Linked DNA regions of Mus musculus: region 1 is linked to region 2. Evidence: chromatin loops called from intact Hi-C (ENCODE). Cell type or tissue: heart. All regions are shown on one strand.

What was found. Hi-C counts contacts between places; a loop is a spot of excess contacts. Peaks named below come from ENCODE experiments on the same cell type or tissue, not always from the same donor. Only the 100,000 strongest peaks of a DNase experiment are listed, where the experiment ranks them.
Region 1: a loop joins it to region 2, with 1.9 times the contacts of the local background. A loop is called at or near these places in 1 of 42 quality-filtered maps.

The regions. Positions count from the first base shown.
Region 1 is chr11:61,264,960-61,269,959 of GRCm38, reverse strand. It overlaps Aldh3a2 (aldehyde dehydrogenase family 3, subfamily A2), which reads left to right and starts at 2,774. Exons shown (of 10, transcript NM_007437.5): 1 at 2,774-3,106; 2 at 4,665-4,896. The coding sequence starts at 2,954. In heart, no CTCF peak of the experiment used is centred here; a DNase peak (open chromatin) is centred at 2,759; H3K4me3 peaks cover 1,816 bases; H3K27ac peaks cover 1,346 bases.
Region 2 is chr11:61,502,970-61,507,969 of GRCm38, reverse strand. It overlaps B9d1 (B9 protein domain 1), which reads right to left and starts at 2,826. Exons shown (of 7, transcript NM_013717.3): 1 at 2,699-2,826; 2 at 1,558-1,626; 3 at 231-342. The coding sequence starts at 2,761. It overlaps B9d1os (a long non-coding RNA gene), which reads left to right and starts at 2,884. Exons shown (of 1, transcript XR_141098.4): 1 at 2,884-3,585. In heart, a CTCF peak has its summit at 3,103; a DNase peak (open chromatin) is centred at 2,929; H3K4me3 peaks cover 1,445 bases; H3K27ac peaks cover 877 bases.

The DNA.
Region 1 (5,000 bases), 240 kb after region 2:
GATAGATTTCCATCCTGAAGAGACTCTGAGGGGAATTGGGCTCACTGTAAGAGGTGGCATTCTCCTGGGTGCTATAAAAAGGCAGGCAGAGCAAGCCGAGAGGAACAAGCCTGTAAGCAACAATCCTTCATGGCCTCTGCATCAGTTTCTGCCTCTAGCTTCCTGTCTTGTTTTGAGTTCCTGTCGTGACTTTCCTCACTGATAAGACTGTGATGTGGAATTGTAAGATGAAATAAACTCTTTCCACCCCAAGCTGCTTTGGTTACGGTGTTTTATCACTGTAATAAAAAACCCAAGACAACTGATTTCTCCAATAAGGAAAATATTCAAGAGACAATGAAGAGTCAAACTTTCAGTGATTATGCACAATATTTCTGTTTGTTTGTTCTCTGGGACAAGGTCTAACTACATAAAATTAGCTGCCCAGGAATTCTCTATGCAAACCAGGCTGGCCTTAAAATCACAGAGATCCACCAGCCTCTTCCTCTCAAGTGTTGGGATTAAAGATGTTCATCACCATGCTGGTATATTCTTAAGGCAGCCCTCAGTTTCGTTCTCGGGAAGAAAAGCAGCTTTGTTGCCACTCTGATCAACTTGCCCTAGGTAATATAGATTCCTGTTCTAGTTCACACTAGAATTCTACGACTTATATGTCATAGAACACGCCTCAATTTATCTTCTATAGCTCATACTCACACAATGCTTATTAACTCAAGAGTTTAAAATTGGTCACTCTCAGGTCAGATAAGAAAAGATAACCAAGCACACTCCTAAGGTGAACTCTGAGCTAATTTAAACATTGCCACACAGTGCTAGATTTTGACCCTCAGCAGCGGGCTTGCTCAGTACAGGTGATTCTGAGTTGGAGGGTGCAGGGTCCTGATTGGTTTTGTAACAGAGAAGCCTGCTCCTCTTACACTTTCTCAGCTGCAGTCCACCAGCTTCAACCATGAAACCTTCAAAGAGAAAGCTGTGCAGCTTGTTTTGGCTTGCTTCAGTAAGGGCAAAGCAGAGGTGAAGGGTGGGGTGGTCTTGCTTCACCAAGAAGCGCCTCAGATAAGCCTCAACTCACCGGCCATTGTGAAAGCTACAAAGTTGGGGAAGTTAGCTGGACACTCTAGACAGAGGACACAGAATGCCAAAAAAGCCCTGGGATAGCAATGTGCCCAAGTGTTCAGTGAACAGCAAGGAAGCCACTCTGGCTAAAACTCATTACGTGGGCAAATCCTATAAGAAGAGGCACATCCAGAGGCCAAGACTTATAGGCTTATAGAGGATTATATGGGCTTTGAATTTTATTCTCTGGAGAGTTTTGAGAGAGGGACTGACTAATAAAGGTCACCGTACATTCTGAATGTATCAGTGACGCTGAAGGGGAACTAGTCAAACCCACCCAGTTACTTCATGCAGGAAGGATTTCAGGAATAATGAAGGAAGCATGGGGGTGGAGTGGGGCGGATGGTCTCAAAGATCAGAAACTGCTCCAATGAATCTCAGCTGAAACTCATTGCAGTACTGCCCACTTCTGTGCCATTTGGAGACACTGTGACTGTCATCCTCTAGGACTAGGAGCCACCTTGTCCAAGAAATTCCTAGAGGCAGGAATATACTGACTCTCCTTCCACGATAGAAATGCCAGCACCTGCCACACTACTGAGTCCATGGGGAAACAGAAATCTTTAGTGTCCTGGTAGTCTGTCCTTCCTTCCTTCCTTACTTTCTTCCTCTGGCAGAACTTCCTGGGAGGCCAAGGAGGGAGGAGAACCTACTCTGGGCTCCTGAACTACAGAGTGTAAAACGGTAAGTACAGAGCTAAGAAGTAACAGATTCATAGTCGCCAACCAATCAAGCAAGCAGCCTATTAGAGTGCTATTGCTATATATAGTAGATATGTAGTATGGTTTGAACCACTCATTATTGGGCTCAACATATATTTTGAAGATCAAGTCAAAGAGACAGGGAACACTGTAGGAAGTATGAGTTGTTTGCTGAAGAATAATAAAAAGTTCTAATGAAATTAACTATAAGAAGTCCATTATAAGTGTAAATAGAGATTAGCATTTAAATGTGTCCTTGGGAGTCCAAGGAAAGATTGGGTGAGAGCCTTCTCTGCTCTCTACTGGTAGAATTAGATGAGTGACTGCGCGGAGAGAACTTAGTCCCAGACATTTGAATACTTTAATGGGTCAGAAAAGGGAGAAATCCAGAGATGGAAAACCTAGGGAACGCCAAGGAAGGGAAGCGGAAATGTTTCCAGAAGATGGGAAGGACAACACAAAGTGACCGCCGTCGCTGAGCAGCCCCAGATGGGTACGAAAGTCAACCATTGCTAATTAGCCTGGAGAGGAAATTTGGGAAAAAACCTTGGATGGTACGCAGTAGAGAGGATTGAAAATCAGTGTGGGCGATGACAATGCTTGTGTGTGTGTGTGTGTGTGTGTGTGTATACACTGGATTCACCTCCTTCGCGTGCGTCACCCGGCCCGCCCCACCCAGGCCCGCCCTACCCAGGCCCAGCGACTTTGCCTCTGAATCTGAGGCACTGCAGGCGAAGGGAGACTACTTCCGGCCGGGTGAGCACCCTCGGGCCTCAGTTCCTCCTCCTAGAGGACGCTTGGCTCTTTTCTGAAGCCAGAAGGACTTCTTCCGCGTCTTCGCGTGCCAAAAATTGCACCTACACACCCGGCGCCCGGGGACCGCAATCCCGCGGCTAGATTAGAGGTAAGGGGCGGGGCCTCATAGTCACGTGCAGCAGCTCAGCCAATGAGTGCGCACTTTGTCGTTAGCAGGGAAGTGCTGGGGTTTGGCCCACACCCGGGCCGGGTCTAGGCCAGTAGGCGGATAGGACCCAGCAGCGGAAAGTGGCAGTGAGCTGTGGCATCATCCATAGCAGCTCCTTACTGGTACTGTGCTCCCTCACCTGCCTCGCTCCGCGTTCTCCTCAGGCCCGGCCATGGAGCGCCAGGTCCTACGGCTTCGCCAGGCGTTCCGGTCCGGCCGATCTCGGCCGCTGCGCTTCCGATTGCAGCAGCTTGAGGCCCTGCGGAGGATGGTGCAAGAGCGCGAGAAGGAAATCTTAGCAGCCATCGCGGCAGACCTGAGCAAAGTGAGCCTCCACAGGGTGGGAGGGGCCCGATGAGCCACCTTATTCCTTCTCTGTAGCAGGTTGTTTGGTTTTGTTTATCCAGCAGTTAAGAGGAAGCAGAGTACCCTGGACTCTGGACTCTCCAGCCCCGCTTAGAGCCCAAACTGTTGTATTTGCACTCATATTGAAGTGCATACTTTACTTGGCGCCGGCAATTTCTCGTCTGCGAACGCTCTGTATAGCCTTGCCCATTTCTGCTGCGTTCATAGTCTCTTTCCTTACAATGTGCAGTTAACTCTGGATAGGCTGGATCTCAGTAGTTTGTCTGCTTGGTAGGTTTCAGCTATTTCACTCCCTGTCTTTATTTCATGACGTTAAAAGAATGGTTTCTTTTTGTTGACAGTTCTTTTTATTTCCTATAATCTTCAGCACTGAAATTCCCCATATGACTTTGTGTGACATTAATCATATACATGATTGACCTCCAGTATACAGACAATCACCCTGGGGACCTGATAAAATACAAATCCTGACTTAGTCCTCGTGAGACTGTGTCTGAGATTTCTAATGAGGGCCCAGGTGATAACATATGGCCTGTTTAGAAGCAAGCTTTGAGTACCAAGGTTTTAAGTAGTGTTCAAGGTACAACTATGGTCTGTTGTACTCTCTAGTAATATTATTTCTCCCTTTTACTTTCTATCTGTATTCCAGGCATGGTAAGACCTCTATTTTCAGATTTTCAATCAAAGACTGCTTCAAAAAGTGGTAACAGTAGTTGTAGTAGAATCTAGAAACCTTCCTTCAGAGTACTTCTGGTAAAGAGGGGCTGTGGTAATTAGTAAACAAGATAGGATAGTGAATATTAAAACTCTGTGAATCATCCACTCCTCAAACATCAGATAGTTTGTGTATGTTTGTTCATACATAGCGTTCCTGAAGAAAATATATTAAGTCCAGAATTTAAAATCTGGCTCCAAAGTAGAACATATGCAGGTGTGACTCTGGTTATAAACCAGTGCGTTAAGGATGAAGTATCAAGATGCTGCTCAAAAGCAAAGTTGCCACGGTACCTACATCGTGACTTCGGGAGGCTGTTATTAATCGGGAGGTGATGCTGAAAGGGATCATTTTTAACCCTATTTTAAAAGGCTTGGATCGGTAGTGAAGACGTTAGAGGCTCTGAATGTATTAGAGAGGAAGAATCATCCTGAGTATCCAGGGTGTGCCTTATTGAGAACTTGGAAATAAAAAAAAAAATCTGATAGCAAACCGGGGGAGGGGGTGGTGTCTAATAATACCAGTTGTCACTGCAAGTATACTTGGTCTGAGCGTTGTGACATCCTAAGTTAGTGGTTCTCAACCTTCTAATGCAGCCACCCTCCAAACAGTTGTGGTGACCTCCAAACATAAAATTATTTTCATTGCTTCTTCATCACTGTAATTTTGCTGTTGTTATGAATCATAATGTAAAATGTCTGATACGAGACCCCTGTGAGAGTCACAATCCACAGAGTGAGAACCGCTGTCCTAAGCCAAGTATTACACAGTTTGTGTAAGAGTAACTGACCTTCTCTTCCAGAGTGAACTCAATGCATACAGTCATGAAGTCATTACCATCCTTGGAGAGATTGATTTTATGTTGGGGAATCTTCCTGAATTGGCTTCTGCGAGACCGGCTAAGAAGAACCTGCTAACCATGATGGATGAGGCCTACGTTCAGCCCGAGCCTCTGGGAGTCGTACTGATTATTGGAGCTTGGAATTACCCTTTCGTTCTTACCATGCAACCGCTGGTGGGAGCCATTGCTGCAGGTCTGGCGCCAGCTGTGGTGTCTTTATTCCTTGGTCGAGAGTTGTATTTTGTCTTAGTGTTTGTAAGTGTCTAGAATACATTTTCTCTAGTGGTCGGCAGCAGC
Region 2 (5,000 bases):
ACTGGAGCTGACTGGAGCACTACAATGGGAAGCTGGACAACTTGGGGTCAGGCCACGTGGCTGCAGCATTGCAGGCTCCATGTGCAAACTGCACTTAACAAAAAAGGCAGATGTTGAGTGCATCAAAAGCTGGGGCACAAACTCAGACACTGGCAGGGCAGCCTAAAGAAGGAGAGTGGTGGCAGATGCGGCAGAAGATCTCCCCCTTCCAGCATGGCCCACAGACTCACAGCCATAGGGGTTGGTACTTTTAAAGGTCACATCGATGGGGAAGTTCCACACCAGTGCTTGCCGTACATCTTGGCTCTTAGATGCTATCTGTGAGATCCCCTCCTCCAGACCCTGAATAGACATAGATATAGAGATAGCTGGTTTGAGTTCCAGGAACCCATGACCTTTCTGTCTAAGTAGGCAAGTTGGGGAGGTCACTTAAGTTCTATGTTGCTTCTTTCCACTCTCCCTTTAAATATTTATCCACAATGCCTTGGTCTAGATTCTTCCCTCCCAGTTAGTCATACACTCTAGCTCCTGATCCACTCCCTCTTCATTCCACCCATCTTTGGCTAACAGACCAGAATGTATCCAACTTAGTGTCTCCTTAACAAGAACAGATGTCTCTACAAGATGGGGGCTTCTGTCAGACATTGGTCACTCCCAGAGGACTCAAATAGTCATGAAGTTACAGATGGTTGTGAGCCACAATGTGGGTGCTGAGAATCAAACTGGGGCCCTCTGCAAAAGTACCCATTCTAACTGTTCAGTCATTTCTCCAGCCCCAAAGGCAGCTTACAACATCCTATAATTACAGCTCTAGGGGATCTGACCTGTGGCCTCAATAGCCACTTGCATTCATACCCATACACAGATATATACACACACATAATTTAAAATGGAATTAATCTCTAATATATATTGAAAGCATTAGAAAAACCAAAAAATATTAACATGTCCGTGATACAAATGAAGAAACTTGGGCTCAAAGAAGTCGGGCTTTAATTTTATTTTTTCCATTTGTTTGGTATTATATATGTAGCCCAGCTTGACCTTGAATTCCTAGAGATGCTCCTGCCTCAGCCTTCTGTGCTGGATTACAGGCATATGCTATCCTGTTTGGCTTCCACTTTTTAAACTATTGTATAGTATCATAGTGGTCTGCACTGCAGCCGCTTCCTGTGGTAAAAAGACTCCTTAAAACCTTAAGAAGAGATCCTTCATTTTGTCCTGGCTCCTGGTTGTTTTCTGCTGCCTGAGAAGGGGCCATGTTTTGTTTTCAGGTGGGGGTATTGGCTGATGCTGTCCAAAGCCACTGGCAGGTGGTTCTCCAGAGCCTGCCTGGTTAGGCTGCTACTTGTCCCTCTCAGCTGCCACTAACAGACTCCAGGGGTACACCAGCGAACCCAGTAGTGACTGTATTCTATAAACTAGCTTTCCCCCAAAAACAAATGCAATGTTTAGGTCATCTCTGACCTTAGTGTCTACCTCTTGGTCTCGAATAGAAGGGTATGATTCAGGAATCACCAAAGCTCTAACCAGAGGAGGCCCATGAGTCCAACTTACCGCTGTTGGGGCCCAGTCCTGGCCATACACAAAGCAGTACTTGCAGTAGAGGTCATCATACTCTGGAAACTGAGAGAAAAAGTATACAGGATTCTGTCTAGAAAGGGCAAACTGGGCCCACACATTAGCTAGGCAGATGCAGTGGACAGGAATTAGGAACACGAGGCATCTGGGACTGAGGAGGTGGACATGGGTTTCAGGGCGGGCAGGGAATGGAAATCAGGAAGTCAGGCTTAGTCCCAGACTGCCAATACCCGTAGGTTATTTTGCTCAGGGTCTACTTTCTGTCTTGTCTTTCTCAGTCCACATGTGGTAGGCCCCTTGCCCATCTTTCAGAGTTCCCCTTCAGTCTCTAGCTGGCTTAAGGATCATTGCTTGGCTCCCTTCACTTCTCTGCATTTCTGCATGTGGGTACCTAATGTCTATCTGATAACCCTGTTAGACTGAAGAAGGAACAGGTTTCATGCCTCAGCGCATCTCCAGTGCTGGGCACAAATTAGCTCTACAGAAATGATGCTCACGTGAAACCCAGAAGCTACAGGGCCAAAGAACATGGCTAAAACTGAGGGTCCCGGAGAAAGGAAGGCCCAGGGCAGACGCCAAGGAAGGTGTCCAGAGTAAGCAGCCCAGACATCCTCTAATCGGATAGAGGAAAACAGGGAGGACGCAGTACCAATGAATGGGAAGGCAGGAACACCTACTGAGCTTCAGACTTGGCAGAACCTAAAGCATGTCAGCCAAACCTCAGAATATGTAGGAATAATGGGCATTTTCAACAAGCAGCCCAGAAGAATAATGTAGCAAAGTTCTGTCTCTTAGACGGACCGGGTCAAATCCCACCTTGGCCACTGCCTTCCGGTAAGTTCCCAGCTGTTAAATGGATCAGCTGAGTCTTCAGTCCCATTAGTCCTAGGCCACCACTCAACCAAGTAAACAGGATCCAAGTGGTACCAGCTGAACGCCTCGAGGTCTGTTTTCACTCAAGCTTGTCCGGTTCATCTACCTGGAGCCAAGGTTCTCAAATGCTGCTTCTCCTTTCCATTTATTTGAGATGCTCAGAGCATCTTGGCTTTCTAGGAGCTGAGCGAAGAGCCCGGGGAGAGAAACAGGCCGTCCCCGGGCGGAGTCCACGACTGCTTACCTGTGCGCTCTCTACCTGCCCGGTGATCATGAGCAGGAAGACGCTGGGACTTGCTGCAGCCATTGCACTGATGGGCCGGGAGACCGGCGCAGGCCGCGCGCTGTTGCCAGGAGGCTCTCGGTTGTCTTGGAAACAGACGGTAAGTCGTCTAGGACAAATTTCTCAAGCGGTGACGAGTTCGCTCAAAGGTAAGAGTGCGCAGGCGCAGTAGTCTTTATGGCTTTGGGCACTGTCCTCCGTGTCTGTCGCGCGGAACCTAACCCCCAGGGGCGGGTCCACGGACCCGCACTGTGTGACTTCACTCGTCTGGCCATGCTTGAAGCTCGCAGGCTGCAAAGCTGGATGTTGAGAAGAAGCAGCACCGGCACTCAGGCCCGCGGAAAGTCACGTGCTAGAGTTACCTCTCTCCAGGTGGTGTCGCTGTTGCCACACACAGCGACGGCAAAGACGCCATCGTTGGAAGGCTTGGTGCGCGGGAGTGGTCCAGCGGGCATCACCCAGCACATTGTCTCAGGTGAAGAATGCGCCCTTCAGCCCTATGAGGCTCTTGTCATCGAAACCCGGAGACTCCATTTGTCCAAGTCCCGCGTCCTGCATGAGAAGCTGGAGCCCACGGAACCAGTCACCCAATTTTGGAAAATCACTGGTAGCTCAGGGATGTCAGAGCTTGGTCCCAAGCCACCAGCATCCTTTTCGGTAGACACCATTGTTAGTGCTTGGATTCAACTGCACTTACTCTATCACTGTCCAATTCAAGGTGGCTTAATGCGAGCTTCTTGCCTTTAGATCCCCAGCTCGACTCTAGGGGCATTGAATGCCTGGTCCTCATTGCCCGGCCAGTGCAAAATATTTGGGAACTACTTCTTTAATAAATAAAATTGAACACATCTCAGTTTTCTGGAGGGCGTGACTGAAATCCAGACCTGGAAGGTAATTTAGCCATATTCGTTACAGGAATTTAGCTGCAGAATCAGACTTCACTTTCAGAGCTTATAAGGAAACATCAAAGAGCACATTAATGATGAGGGAGCCTGGAAACAAACGGATGCAGATGTGTATACTTTAGGGAGCTCAGCCTGCAGTAATGACACCAGGTCACGCTAACTGTTAGCTTGGAAGTCAGTTGGCGGGATTCCCAAAGCCACCTATGGGGAAGAGGAAAGGCATGTGGTCACAGCGTTCTAGGTGGGCCGAGGTGCAAGCATGTAAGAAATTCTTTTAGCTTAGAGCCAAGAGTCATACAAGCAGAGGCTCTAGGCCCCTCTCTCCTAGCCGGTGGCTGCCACTTGCTGTTCTTTACTGAAAGCGTTGGAAAGATACAGGCTACTGAAAGGAAGCCTTCTCAATCCCCAAATTACTCATTAGATAAGGCTTTTCTGTCCTAAACCAACAGGATGAGACATTTAGGAAGAGGTCTGTGCTGGCTAGTTTTTTTGTCAATTTGGCACAAGCCATAGTTATCTGAGAGGAGGGAACCAAGATTGAGAAAGCCTCCATGTGATTGGGCTTGTAAGCCTGTTGAACATTTTCTTAATTAGTGATTGGTGGAGAAGGGCCAGGCCCACTGTGGATGGTGCTACCCTAGGCTGGTGATCCTGAGTTCTATGAGAAAACAAACCTGGGGATGATTTCAGTCACTGGTACCTGTACTCTCTCAGGCCTTTTCTGTCCTGTAGGAGAATGTTCCCATCTAGTTACTAAAGGCATCCATAGCAGGAGATACCGTATGCTCCTGGTTTGGGCATATGAGTGAAGCCATAAGTCTTCATCAAGGAACCCTCATTTTATAAAATGTTTCATTCTCCTTATCACTGCAGAGGTAAGATAATGAAAAGCATCCCCAGGCTCTCACCCAGCAGCTGTAGAGTGCTCGAGGACCCTGGTAGATGTTCTGGTGAGTTTTATGTCAATTTGACAAAAGCTAGGGTCATCAGAGAGACAGGAGTCTCAGTTAAGAAAATGCCTCCTGGGGGCTGGTGAGATGGCTCAGTGGGTAAGAGCACCTGACTGCTCTTCCGAAGGTCTGAAGTTCAAATCCCAGCAACCACATGGTGGCTCACAACCACCCATAATGAGATCTGATGCCCTCTTCTGGTGTGTCTGAAGACAGCTACAGTGTACTTACATGTAATAAATAAATAAATAAATAAATAAAAGTGTGTGTGCACCACCAATATCTGGCTGATATTGTTTAAAAAAAAAAAAGAAAAAAGAAAATGCCTCCTTAAGATTGGGCTGTAGGTGAGCCTGTGGGGCATTTTCCTAATTACTGATTGATGTGGGAGGGCCCAGCCCACTGTGA